Linked DNA regions of Homo sapiens: region 1 is linked to region 2. The links are chromatin contacts, found by Hi-C or POLR2A ChIA-PET in ENCODE. All regions are on one chromosome and are shown on one strand. The core of a region is the stretch at or near the end of the contact, and the rest is flanking DNA. Distances in the headings are between cores, read along the strand shown. Region 1 overlaps SAMD8 (sterile alpha motif domain containing 8). Region 2 overlaps ADK (adenosine kinase).

The links. Hi-C counts contacts between places; a loop is a spot of excess contacts on that map. ChIA-PET counts read pairs that join two places held with the same protein, here RNA polymerase II (POLR2A). Pooled maps may share reads with other maps.
Region 1: a loop to region 2 is called in a pooled map, with 6 times the contacts of the local background. The contact joins two enhancer-like sites. A Hi-C loop is called at or near these places in 3 of 50 pooled maps. POLR2A ChIA-PET finds 5 or more read pairs at or near these places in 2 of 52 experiments (OCI-LY7 and T-cell).

The regions. Positions count from the first base shown.
Region 1 is chr10:75,165,011-75,171,619 of GRCh38, reverse strand. It overlaps SAMD8 (sterile alpha motif domain containing 8), which reads right to left. Exons shown (of 6, transcript NM_001174156.2): 4 at 2,962-3,079. Among named protein-coding and RNA genes, the nearest start is that of VDAC2, 42 kb to the left of the region's middle. Within about 2 kb of position 5,124, at least 5 of the 41 ENCODE cell types and tissues checked have a DNase peak (open chromatin) inside an H3K27ac peak, as active enhancers do; they include OCI-LY7, where a contact is called at or near this core.
Region 2 is chr10:74,583,871-74,591,414 of GRCh38, reverse strand. It overlaps ADK (adenosine kinase), which reads right to left. Exons shown (of 11, transcript NM_006721.4): 8 at 2,098-2,133. It overlaps LOC124902457 (a long non-coding RNA gene), which reads right to left and starts at 2,091. Exons shown (of 2, transcript XR_007062199.1): 1 at 1-2,091. RefSeq lists an enhancer at 5,722-5,891. Within about 2 kb of position 5,819, at least 13 of the 41 ENCODE cell types and tissues checked have a DNase peak (open chromatin) inside an H3K27ac peak, as active enhancers do; they include OCI-LY7, where a contact is called at or near this core.

The sequences.
Region 1 (6,609 bases), core at 3,875-6,374, 580 kb before region 2:
TTTATAAATACTAAAATTTTGAAACAACCAAAATGTACATCATTTGGAGCCTGGTATCCACAATGGAATACTGTTAAAAAGATGAATATGACCACATGTACTTCTTCAGAAAAAAGTAAACAACATACTATTAAATGAAAAATAGGCTAAAGAGGCTGGGCGCGATGGCTCACGCCTGTAATCTCAGCACTTTGGGAGGCCAAGGCGGGCGGATCATGAGGTCAGGAGATCGAGACCATCCTGGCTAACACAGTGAAACCCCGTCTCTACTAAAAATACAAAAAAATTAGCCATGCATGGTGGCGGGCGCCTGTAGTCCCAGCTACTCGGGAGGCTGAGGCAGGAGAATGGCATGAACCTGGGAGGCAGAGTTTGCAGTGAGCCGAGATTGTGCCACTGCACTCCCGCCTGAGTGACACAGCGAGACTCCATCTCAAAAAAAAAAAAAAAAAAAAAAAAGAAAAAGAAAGAAAGAAAGAAAAGGAAAACTAGGTTAAAGAACAATGTTTGCAATATAATCCTACCTTGTTTCAAAAGTATCTATGAAAACTTATATGAGGGCCAGGCGCTGTGGCTCACACCTGTAATCCCAACACTTTGGGAGGCCAAGGCGGGTGGATCACCTGAGGTCAGGAGTTCGAGACCAGCCTGGCCAACATGGAGAAACCCCATCTCTACTAAAAATACAAAAAATAGCCAGGTGTGATGGTCCCAGCTACTCGGGAGGCTGAGGCAGGAGAATGGCTTGAACTTGGGAAGAGGAGGTTGCAGTGAGCCAAGACTGTGCCACACTACTCCAGCCTGGGCGACTGGGAAAGACTCCACCTCAAAAAAAAAAAAAAAAAAAAACCCAAAAAAACTTATATGAGTGTGTAAGTATGCTTAAAAATGGTCTGTGTGGCTATACACACAACTGTTAACTGTATTATTTATAGGGTGTGGTAAAAAAGAATCAGGTGAATTTTTACTTTTTAATATATACATTTCTATATAATTTGAATTTTTATAATAAACATATAATTTTATAATTTGAAAAAATTACTTTTCCTTTTTGGAAAAAGAAAAAAAGACCTCAAAACAGCTTTTACCTTAAAAATAAAACATTTCCTTTACATGAAATCCTGTGTCATATCAACCCTTCCCCCTTTCTTACTGGTCAGTCTAAGCCTTCCTAATACCAGGAGAAAGTTTTGTCACCCTTCAGCTCAGGGGTATATTTTTAGCTCTTGATCTCCTTTGGCTGCTTAATCTTCCCTTGTTGGCATTTCAGCTATGATATTGCAGTACAAGAAGTGAACGTGAATGCTGTTACAAACAACATTAAAATAATTACAAAGGTGTTAACACATACATTTATTTGAATATGTGAGAACACAGAATTAAAGCATAGAGGCCTAGAAAAGTAGAGTTCTTTTGTCCAAATTTGTATATAATTTGGACAAAATTCTTTGCAAATTTGTATACAGATTTTAGCCAATTTTGTATATAAAGTACAGGCGATTTTAACAGTCTTATTTTGTTCCCATCTGCATAATTTCTTCTGTTTAATGAGAAGAGATGTCTACAGTACACCAAAACAAATCCACAAAATATAAAATGAAAACCAAAAGTCAGCCATTATTTTGTTTATCTCAGAAAGAGTAAAGTTTAGAGTGCTGAGTATGTCGTCAAACTGCAACTTTCTTTTTGTTTGTTTGTTTGTTTTGTTTTGAGATGCAGATTCACTCTTGTTGCCCAGGCTGGAGTACAATGGTGCCATCTTGGCTCACTGCAACCTCCGCCTCCTGGGTTCAAGTGACTCTCATGCCTCAGCCTTCCGAGTACCTGGGATTACAGGTGCCCGTCACCACGACCAGGTAATTTTCTGTATTTTTAGTAGACTGCACCATGTTGGCCACGCTGGGTCTTTAACTCCTGACCTCAGGTGATCCACCCGCCTTGGCCTCCCAAAGTGCTGGGATTACAGGCGTGAGCCACTGCACCTGGCCGGCAACATTTTTAAAGGAGTGAGGAGGACAGTGAAGGAACCAGAGCATGCCATATGAGAAACTTTTAAAATGCTAAGGATGGTGGGAAAGGGAAAATGATAATTGAAAGAAAATTGTTTTCTTTCTTTCTTTCTTTCTTTCTTTGTTTTTGAGACAGAGTCTTGCTCTGTTGCCCAGGCTAGAGTGCAGTGGTGCGATCTCGGCTCACTACAACCTCCGCCTCCCAGGTTCAAGCGATTGAACCTCAGCCTCCCGAGTAGCTGGGATTACAGGCGTCCACCACTGCACCTGGCTAATTTTTGTATTTTTAGTAGAGATGGGGTTTAACCATCTTGGCCAGGCTGGTCTCAAACTCCTGACCTCGTGATCCACCCACCTTGGCCTCCCAAAGTGCTGGGATTACAGGCATGAGCCACTGCGCCCGGCCAAAATAAAAACTTTTTTTTTTTTTTTTTTTTTTTTGAGATGGAGTCTCGCTCTGTTGCCCAGGCTGGAGTGCAGTGGCACGATCTCAGCTCATTGCAACCTCCACCTCCCGGGTTCAAGCAATTCTCTGCCTCAGCCTCCTGAGTAGCTGGGATTACAAGTGCCCACCACCACGCCCAACTAATTTTTGTATTTTTAGTAGAGACGGAGTTTCACCATCTTGGCCCAGCTGGTCTTGAACTTCTGACCTCATGATCCGCCCGCCTCGGCCTCCCAAAGTGCTGGGATTACAGGCATGAGCCACTGCGCCCGGCCGAAAGAAACTTGTTTTCTATAGCTCCATAGCATAGAACGAGTTTCAACAGAAATAAGAGAGAGGTAGAATCTGGCTTAAGACTTTTACCAAATTATTTCTATAGTTTTTTTTATAGACATTGCAGATACTAAAAAGCACATTTTAATACTATAAGCAAAATCTTAGCCCTATTGCATATAGTGTGCCATCAACCCACCAAAAACAAGAATGATAAAGAAGGTAGCAGGCTACCTTTCCAGTACACTGCAGGTGTTGTCCTGGCACGGAGAGGGAGGTCACAAACATGGTAAAGCAGCGAAGCAAGAATACAGTTCCCATCAGACTACAGAGCCTTCGCAGAAGTATTGACCTGTAACAGATCAACCAAAAAGGGGGAAAGATCAGAAGAAAACAAACCAAAAAACCCCAGGCATCAAATATTTACTTCAAGGAAGAGCAAACAGAAAAATCACTAGACTCTTTGAAGAGGACAGAAATCTTAAAGACCATCAAAAGCATCGTTGTCCAACAGAATTCTCTGCAATGACGGAAATGTTCCATATACTGTCCAAGAAGCTATTTATATACTATGTGGATCTTACGGACTTGAAATGTGGCCAGTATGACTGAGGAACTGAGTTTTAAATTTTATTTCATTTTAGTTAATTTAAATTTTGCCATAATGAACAATACAGACCTAAATTAGATTCTAAGAGCATCATTTCACTGATAAGAAAATATGGCTAAGAGTCCAGGCGTGGTGGTGTGTGCCTGTAATCCCAGCTACTTGAGAGGCTGAGGCAGGAGAATCACTTGAACCCGGGAGGTGGAGGTTGCAGTGAGCCAAGACTGCGCCATTGCACTCCAGCCTGGGCAACAATAGTGAAACTCCGTCTCAAAAAAAAAGAAAATATGGCTAAAAGAAAGTAAAAGAGTTATACAAGACAGAAGACAAGTAAGCCTGGTGTTAGTCCTATTACTGAAAATTGCTCTTAAATTATTTATAAGAGATAAAGTTGGCCGAGGATGGTGGCTCATGCTTGTAATTGCAGCCCTTTGGGAGGCCAAGGTGGGAGGATTGCTTGAGTCCAAAAGTTTGACAACAGCTTGGGCAACATAACCAGACCTCATCTCTACAAATAATTTAAAAATGAGCTGGATGTGGTGGTGCACACCTGTGATCCCAGCTACTTGAGAGGCTGAGGTGGGAGGGTTGCTTGGGCCTGGGAGTTGGAGGCTGCAGCAAGCTATGATTGTGCCACTGCACTCTAGCTTGGGTTACAGAATGAGACTTGTCTCAAAAAATAAAAATAAAAAACAAAAAAAGGAGGTAAAGTTAAACACCTGTGATTCCAGGGAATTTTTTGCTCATTAATAACACTGTAGGCTAGGTGCAGTGGCTCATGTCTATAATCCCAGAACTTTGGGAGACCAAGGCAGGAAGGAGGATCGCTTGAGACCAGCCTGGGCAACACAGTAACATCTTGTCTATAAAAAATTAGTCAGGCATGTTGGTGTGTATCTGCAGTCCTAGGCTGAGGGGAGAGGACTGATTGAGCCTAGGAGGTCAAGGATGCAGTGAGCCATGATCATGTCACTGTGCTCTAGCCTGGGTGACAGGGCAAGACCCTATCTCAAACAAAACAAAAAAACCCACTGTAAATTAGTTAATGATAGTAGCTATCGAATACTCATTCTAACTTCTCTTAACTTAAACTTAAGCTATAAAACACTATGTTTTAAAAAAAATGTTTATATCAAGTATATATCAAATAAAAATTCTGAGTAACTGTCACTTGGGTAATCATGAACTGCACTGTGACAACACCAGTACTGTTGGACTAATATTCCTGAGGACAGGGACCATACATCACATATTTTTGAAATGATCCTCCCACCCTCAGAGAAAGCACTGAACACAAGGCTAGGTATGTTTCAAGCATTAGTGTGCACTCCTGAGATGGAACCTAGGAATCTGCATTTTAACAAGCACCCAGGTGATTCTAATGAAAGTGGTACAAACACTTTGAGAAACACTTTCTTTGACTAAGTAAACATTAACACTTGGATTTAACGGGTTACCTCTATGCTTTGTTAAACCTACCAAGGTTTCCTGTAAGGTAAACTCCAGTTTTGAAGAGTAGATAAATTCAAGTTCATGAGATCTTGTGAGGCAAAGTTAACCAGAAAGCAGCAATGATACACATGTTTTAAAACCACCTCTGGTTTTAAGCAATCCAGAATTTAAAATATTGCTGCAAAACAGGACAAAATGGGAGAGAATATGGCTCAATGTGGCCTAAAAGTATGATAAGAATAGTAACCACCAACCTTTCTTTTCACCTTCAGAACACTGAAATAACTGCTGCTTAGGACCTAAAGCTCATCACTGTGGTTTACCTCAAGCACTTCCTGGTGAGGAGAAAGGTCAAAACCTCAAGCAACTACCCTTGTTCCTCTCTCCAGTGTTCCAAAGACAATGGAGAGCAGAAGCTACAATTTTTTTTTTTTTTAAGCAATCTCAAAAGCTCACATATCTACAGTTTTTTAAAAAGCCCCTCAGGAGCTCTTATGCAATATCTACTAATTTTATCTTTAAATTTTTTGTTTACAATGCCTTGTTTTTTACTTAAATCCACTAATTCTTCCTGCCCATTAAACTAGGAAAGGAGCCCCCCAGGCTTCCTTTTTTTAATTAAAAAATTTTTCCTGGCTGACTCTGGGTACACTGCCTGTGAGTTAGCCCTGCTCCACAAGAAGCAGTAAAAGTAAATAAAATGAAAGTAAATAAATTCTTTCGTCTATATTTTTTGGTGAAAGTGCCAAGACACACTTTCCAATTTAGCAACTTCCCATACCATCTGAAGTAAACCACACAGACTATATGTACATGTTGTACAAAATAATCTTTCTTTTTTTTTTTTTTTTTTTTTGGAGACAGGGTCTGGCTCTGTCACCCCACGCTGGAGTGCAGTGGCACAATCACAGCTCACTGCAACCTTGACCTCCTGGGCTCAAGCAATCCTCCCACCTCAGCCTCCTGAGAAGCTGGGACTATAGGCATGTGCCACCACACCTGGTTAATCTTTAAATTTTTTGTAGAGACAGGGTCTCCTCATGTTTCCCAGGCTGGTCTTGAACACCTGGGCTCAAGCAATCCTCCCACCTCAGCCTCCTAAAGTACTGGGGTTACAGGCATGTGCCACTGTGCCTGGCTAATAATCTTTTTTTTTTTTTTTTGAGACAGAGTCTCACTCTGTCGCCCAGGCTGGAGTGCAGTGGCACAATCTCGGCTCACTGCAAGCTCTGCCTCCTGGGTTCATGCCATTCTCCTGCCTCAGCCTCCCAAGTTAGCTGGGACTACAGGCACCCGCCACCATGCCCAGCTAATATTTTGTATTTTTAGTAGAGACAGGGTTTCACCGTGTTAGCCAGGATGGTCTCAATCTCCTGACCTCGTGATCCGCCTGCCTTGCCCTCCCAAAGTGCTGGGATTACAGGCATGAGCCACCGTGCCCGGCCAATAATCTCTTTTTTAATGGGCCTCCTCAAAGCAGAGAAAATTTCTTCCATCTAAACATGTGACCAAAGAATGTCCTTGGAAGAGTTTCTATCCTACAGAAAGTAACTTTTCCAGTTTGTTTCTAAGGAAAGAAAAGGCTTTCTTATCTCAGCTCACCACAATGTCCGACCCTGGGGTCCAAGCGATTCTCCTGCCTCAGCCTCCCAAGTAGCTGGGATTATAGGCATGCGCCACCACGCCCAGTTAATTTTGTATTTTTAGTAGAGACGGGATTTCTCCATGTTGGTCAGGCTGGTCTCGAACTCCTAACCTCAGGTGATCCGCCTGCCTCGGCCTCCCAAAGTGCTGGGATTACAGGCATGAGCCACCGCGCCCAG
Region 2 (7,544 bases), core at 4,570-7,069:
AGACACATCAAGACACTATGTGCTTTATTTAGTCTAACATATCACTGTCAATATCACTGACAGAGCAGTTTTGCTATGTCAGGAGGTAATAAGGTATGTGATTATAATCATTATCATTTTGCTTATATGCTGTAATCAATTATGGCAGATTTATGGCAAAAACAATTCAAGAATCAGTAAGTAAGAACTAATGGAAAGGTGAATATAGTGCTAGTTAATGGAAAATAGAAAAAGTAGTTTGTTGCTATGACTGAATGTAAACCAGGCACATGAAAAGCAAGTAGCTCAAGGGGGAAATAAAAGTATTAATCAGGCTTAATAAACTATTTTTTAAAAACTGCTATGTAGATACTACAGGATCATGATCATGTTATATAACAAATTATATTTCTAAGTATCTGCAAAATTGGTTATTTTATAGAACCAAAAATACATTTTTTATGGTAACACAGTAAACTGACAGGATACAAATGTATGTTCTGAAAGTTTTCTTCTATGGAGAATTCTGATGTATCAACAGATAATATAATTTTTGTAATATTAAAACTTAAAATCAGTAAAACTTTAAAAAATTCCTGAAAATTTTTATTTATATTCTCATGATCAAAACATTTGACTTTTTAATTGAATATTCCCATGATTACATTTTGTCCTACATATAATTGCCAGTTTGGGAAATTAAAATGTGAAACTTAAATTAGAAAAAAACCCACCACTTGGAAATCCTTTTTCTAAATGTGACTTAAACCTAGATTTACTATAATATGGTAAAGCATAAAAAAGCAAACTTGTAAGAAACTATCACAGCTCCTAATAATTGAGTACAAAGAAGCAAGTTTCCCTACTCTGGAGTAGTTCTTTTATAGGATCTTCAGAACAGAATATCTGTATCACATGTTCCTTGTCTTTCCTCTATGAAGAGGAAGCTCTATGTCTCGTTTGTCAAGTCTGATGACATGAATAACATGAACATGTATTACTTTGCTGCTTGATAATCTGCCTTTACTACATTTAAAAAGAGTTTCACAAACTCATATAATATCTTTCTCTAGAGTTCAAAGTGAGCTTACTAGTCCTTACTGATACTATTCAATCACCACTCACCTCTTCCCTGTTTGATAGACAATACTGAATATGCAAATAAAAAGAAAGTTCCTACATTTCGGCTGTGGTTAGATTAAATTTTTAAAAATTACTACCCTGTAACACTTTAAGTTGCTGTAAGAACACAGCATTCTACATAGTTCACTCAATAAATATCATAGTCATAAACAACTCCAACTTAGTTAATTCTCTGTCAGTTAACCTGGGTTCATATTAGTCAGTGTTTTCTAACAATCAGTTGGAAGAGGGGTATTATACAGATAAAAAACACGGTTATCTCAGTTTTGCCAACAACAACCACATGGAGTTTTGAATCTTGACAGGATAACACTTATATCAGAAAAACAGAATTAGGACCTAGAAATTAAATCCAATTATTGATATTTTATTTCAGAAAATGTATGTATATTTTATGCTACCTCCGTCTCCCCAGAAAAAAAGAGGGAGAGAGAAGAAAAGATAGGTTCAAAGAGTAAGTTTATAAAAGCAGGATTTAAATTAATCAGTTCCTAACAACTGTTAAGTACAACCTTTTAGAAATTAATTTGCATAATGATAATCTACATGTGATAGGGCTGAAATTATTTAAACGACATTATATTTCATTATTTAGTCTTGTTCCACCACTGCTTTAGCAGTGAATCCTTATGAAATGTAATGCAGCTAATGAGGTAGCTTTTTAACTGAACAAACTGACAGGCCCCATATCTGCAGAGGCAGCTTGAAACCGTGCCCAACCTCTTGGCTTCCCAAGAGGCTTTTCAAAATTCAATAAATAACATCTGTAGGCGATGTTGGGTGCAGACCTAGCAGAGTGCGTCATAACACTGTGCTGGCAGAACAAAGAAACCATGACGACTGCCAAGTTTCCATGGCAACTGCTGCGAGGCTCTGAGAGTATAATAGCACATCAATCACTGTCCAAAAGAACTTCATTATCAGCTAGAAAAAACCTTTAGGATCTGTTTAGTGTGCAATTGTGGGTTAACTCACCTCAAAGCCTTGCTCTCTAGCAAAAGTGGCAGCTTCCTGAAATAAAAAAAAAAAAGAACAGTTAATTATAAAGTGCTCGGTAATGAAGAAATAATCCATTTTTTGAAACTCATTCAGTCTTCTTCTTTACACAATTATCTCAATATACCCACATAGTTCAATTTTTATTCTTACAGCAATAAAGATTTCTTTTTTCCCTTGGAATAATAATAATAAAAAAAGGCAGCCTAATGTCAACACACTTCACAAGTTGGAATAAAGAAGATGTAGTACATGTTTTTACTGTAGCTGCCACAGTGAGTTCAGGTGTTCTGACCTCAGCAAAGAAAGACAATCCAAGGAATATGCTGGTGGTTGTGTTTTTAATTAAAACAATACCTCTCAAAAAGCTCTTATGTAGAGAAGAATGCCTGCTAATAAATGTATAAATTCAGAAAAATCATCTTTTTGCAATCCTCATAACGAAATTTATGCAGGCAAGGATCCTCAGTAGATGTTAAACTCATTGGGTAAAAAGGATGATAGGGAACTGGGTATTTCCATGGAATCAAAGTATCTCAGATTATATGCTGGTCACGGGAGCAAAGCATAACTTTATAATGGAAGGATCAAGCTGTCATCACTTTAACCCAGTGATCGATGCTATCACTTATCATCACTAATAGTGGGATCACCAAATATTCTTTGCCTTCTGTTGTGATGCAGTGTGAAGTTCACACCATCACCTATAAAGTATTCTAACCTAAATACTTTAATATGAATTAATCAAAACTTTAGTCCAGTAACTTGCAGTCTATAAGAAATACAGAGGATAGGGGAACAAGTTAAAGTATACACAGAGAAAGCAACTGAAAACATTCATAGGGTAGGACATTCTGTAGGACAACTAGCTTAATGTTTTTAACAAGTCAATGTAATGTAAAGTAGAAAAGGGAAAATGACCAAGAACAATGTATAAACCTTAATTGGTTTATACAAACCAGCTATAAAAGACATTTTTGGGACAAGGGGAGAAATTTGAATCTGAAATGAAAATTAGGTAATATTAGGAATTATCAGTTTGATTTTAAAAGTCCTTAATTCTTAAGATGAATCCTGAGGTATTTAGAAATGAAATGTCATGATATATGTAATTTATTTTAGAATACTGCAGAAAAAAATTAAAATGAAGCAAAAGTGGCAAAATGTTAACAAGTGTTAAATCTAGATGTATGTGCTATGTAGGGGTCCAATGTCTCCTTTTTTGTTTGAAATTTTTTATAATAAACAGTCCAAAAATCCTCTTTAATATAAGATGACAGGGTAAAAACAGTTGAGCATTAAAAATATGTATGGTTAAAAAATTTTAATATGCAAAGTTCTTCTAGATTTTAAATATCTTAAGGACACAATCTAATGATTATTATATACCCTAAGGCTCTTATAACAGGTTACTAAATGACAAAAATACATATGTGTAATCAAATCCTTTCCCTTTCTTCACTCTTTGTGCTTATACTTTAATTTTAGGACAGATAGAAAAGGGAGGCAATATTACTTTTCAACTCTACTTCCCTCTTGAAAATGAAAAAAAAAAAAAACTGCAGACAACTGTCAAGAGTCTCTACATCTTAACTCACATTCTTCCAAAATTATCTTTGCCAAGAGATATTAATAGAAGGATGGGATTTGAGCCTGAGTAGTGAGCAGATCCAACTCAACTAAAACGACTGTAGCATCAAGCCATGTAAGGCAGAAAGTACAGTCAGTGTCTTCAGCAGAAATTTGGGAAAACATTGGGAAAAAAATACATGTATGCACCTATGGTCCAATGTACTAATAACATATAGGTTAGAGAACCATTTTGAGGATTTAGAAAGGTCAAAATGTATGATTACAGCTAAACACTGAAGTCAACAGGAAGTGTTAAGTTGAAAGTACAACTCCTTACGCTATTTACTAGAGAAACATAAGCCTGACCAAGTTACCCTTAGTTCATGTAGACAAAAATAAGCAAATAAATATTGATCTTGACAACTGGTCAATTTGTGCAAGCAAGGTTAGAACTTTGTACATCACATAGTCAGTAACATTTGCTGGCGGTGATATCAAGGAATAGGAAAAGGTTCAAAAGCTATTGATGTAGTGCTTCCCAAGCTGTCACTCTGAACCAAGCAAATTCTTATATGAAAAAGACAACAAAAAAGCTATACTAGAACCACTTATTTATATGGAACTTCATCAGAGACATGAGAGAACCCCAGGGGACTGTAAGACAAAGTTCAAAGGAAGAATGTGTAGGACTAAAATTGCACTAAGCCATAAATGCTCAAAATTCACATACAGTAAAATTTTTTTAATGTCCAGTTTTGCTCAAATATAAGAAATTAACTGTAAAAAATTTATGTGTGTGTATATGTATATATATGTGTATATAAATATGTGTGTGTGTATATATATACATATATATTTTTTTTTTTTTTTGAGACAGAGCTTTGCTCTTGTAGCCCTGGCTGGAGTGCAGTGGTGCGATCTCAGCTCATTGCAACCTCCGCCTCCTGGGTTAAAGGTATTCTCCTGCCTCAGCCTCCCGAGTAGCTGGAACTACAGGTGTGTGCCACCATGCCCAGCTAATTTTGTATTTTTAGCAGAGATGGGGGTTTCACCATATTGATCAGGCTGGTCTCGAACTCCTGACCTCAGGTGATCCACCTGCCTTGGCCTTCCAAAGTTCTGGGATTACAGGTATGAGTTACTATGCCCAGCCCAAAAAAATTATTTTTAAAAATTAACTGTGATCTGTTATGGTATGGAGCTGACTAACTGCAAGAAGACACATATATAAATGTCAAATCATTATCTTTTAAGGAAACCAGGCCCTAGGACACTTCCATGTCTGTAAACTATTTCAAGCATCAACATATTTCTGACTGAGGAAAGATGTACTTAAAAAAAGTCAACTCAATTTTTTGTCTTAGTGCCCCCTCACACAGGTTTGCTGAGCTGTGCCCTATCACTAGAAAAGCTAAGCTTGTTGTTCTGTGGCTTAAAATGATCTTATCTTCTGACTTCCTCCCACCTTCCTCTGATCTTGGACTGGTGCCCCAAGTCACTCCATTAGAGAAGGCAGCTGGCTCATATCACTGCAGACTTTCCCACAGCTAACCTCTGATCTGAAGGTGTTTGTAGGTACAATGATGGAACAACATTTATTTTTCCCTGTCAGCAAAACAAACAAAACAACACGGGGGAACAGTTTGACCCAGTAAGAATTGTAAGCAGAATTTTAGTTGTCAGATTCATGACATGCAGAGGCAGAAAGAAAAGACATTAGGTCAGAAAGTAAGGAAGAAAGAATAGGCATAGTTGGTGGGCAGAAGAGCAAGACAGGTTCCAAATATCAGAGATAATTCCAAGTGAACTGATCGCACTAAATTGAAAAGGACTTTTTAGTGTGCCTTTGCAGTAAAAGTGAGAAAAGAAAACAAGCAAGTCCCCATCTGTGCTGCCCCAGGGCGCCTCGTACTGAGTTTCACAAATCTAATGAAGCAGTCAGGTTAAAATCCAACCACAGAGTGGATGTGACATGTGGAGAACAGCTCGGGTTAGAATAGAAAAGCAGGGCGGTTCCTAATGCAGGTGATTATCCGTGTGATAATCATTATATTTACAGGCTTTCCATTTTAGATCTGACATCAAAAATCACAAAGGAGGAGGGATTAAGGAAATAAACAACCGACACAGAGGCTTTCCTGCTCCCCTGAGAGTACAGCACTTTCATTCATGCATGACAAGCAACAAAAGCAAAACTAAACAGGCCAGGAAAGAGTATTTCTGAGAAGGCTGGATTTCACATTAACGCTTTTTTTCCATTTTGATAACTTTCACTATTACTCAGTTTCTCAGTCAGGTCACATTTTCAGAATCAGTTCTCATTGTTGTCTATGCTATAATACAGTATCATTTTTGGTTTACAATGAATGATACTCACATAATATGTCCTTTACAAAAACAGACCCATTTTTTCCTTCCTGGAATTGAGTGTTGTGAATAAAATGACATATAATTAAAGTCTTAGACTCTCATCTATACCACACCACTTAGGTTTTGCAGTAGGCTTGCTGCTTCAGCAACCAGGGTAAAACAACAACCAAATATAGTTTTTGAATGGAGGTTAGGGAAAAACTATGTTAATCAGATTAATGAAAACTATGGAATACTTACATTAAGAGCTATTTAAAGGGATCAGCAAGCCACTATTAAAAAGCACAATCCTCAGATTATGCAGGAAAGGAAAGAAACTCAAGTGCATGTTTGCGTATATGAAAGACAACTATGGAGGAGAAAACTTTCTCTATATTTCATCTGATAACACAAGTTCTTACTTATAAAGTAGAATTATCTATAATCAATATTAAACTAAAACCATAACTTGCCCATACTCACTGCAATTCCAATTATTTGTTACTAGTTATATAGAAACACAATGATTTCTGTATACTGACAAGCCAAGGGGGAATGGAGCCACCAGACCAGGTCTGTTTTCTTACTTTGCTTCTTCATCTCTCCATGCAACAAACATTTACCTCCTAAGTGTAGTTTTAGGCTGCTAGCATCTGTGTACATGTGTGTCATTGCTACAGCTGTTACAGGCCTTATAATGATATTAGACTTTGACTCAATAATACTATAACTCCTAAACGGAGTGGTATAGGTTAGAGATTAAGACAGGGGGGTGTCTGTCTTTCTCTACATATATGTATAAAAATCTCTGTATAATAAAAATTCATATAATTGTATATAAATTTAGAGGTATAATATTCTCCTTGAATGGCTTTAAGTGCAACATAGTACTGGTAGGAAGCAATTATAGCCAATGGAAAGAGTACAGGGTCTAGAATCAAAAGGCCTACACTAAGGTCCCAGTTTTACAAATTATTTGCTATGTAATCTTGAGCCAGTCACTCAGTACATCAATTTCTTCATCAATAACATTGGGGTTAACCATACCTATTTCGTTGCATTGTTGCTAGGAATAAATGAAATACTTTATGTGAAACTGAAATCATTTTGCCTATTGAATTCAAGTTCTTGTTAAGATCTCAGGATAAACAAATGAGTGTCAGAGCACCTAGAGTACTTTAATGATCTGTCCCATCTGTGGATTATATGTGTAGGAGGCAGTCTTCAAAATGGTTTTCAATGATCCTTGAACCTGGTATTCAAATCCTTGTACATTCTCCTCCCCTTGAATGTGCTCTAGACCTAGTGACTTGCTTTAACAAATATATGACAAAAGTGATGGTATGTTTTGTTCATCTTCTTGATCACAAGCCTTCTCTCTCTGAGCCCTCGCTCTAGGAGAAATAAGTTGCAATGTTGTGAGGACTATGGAGTGGTGCATGATCAATAACCAGTGAGGATCTGAGGGCTGTGACCGGACATGAGTGGGCTTGGAAGAAGATCCT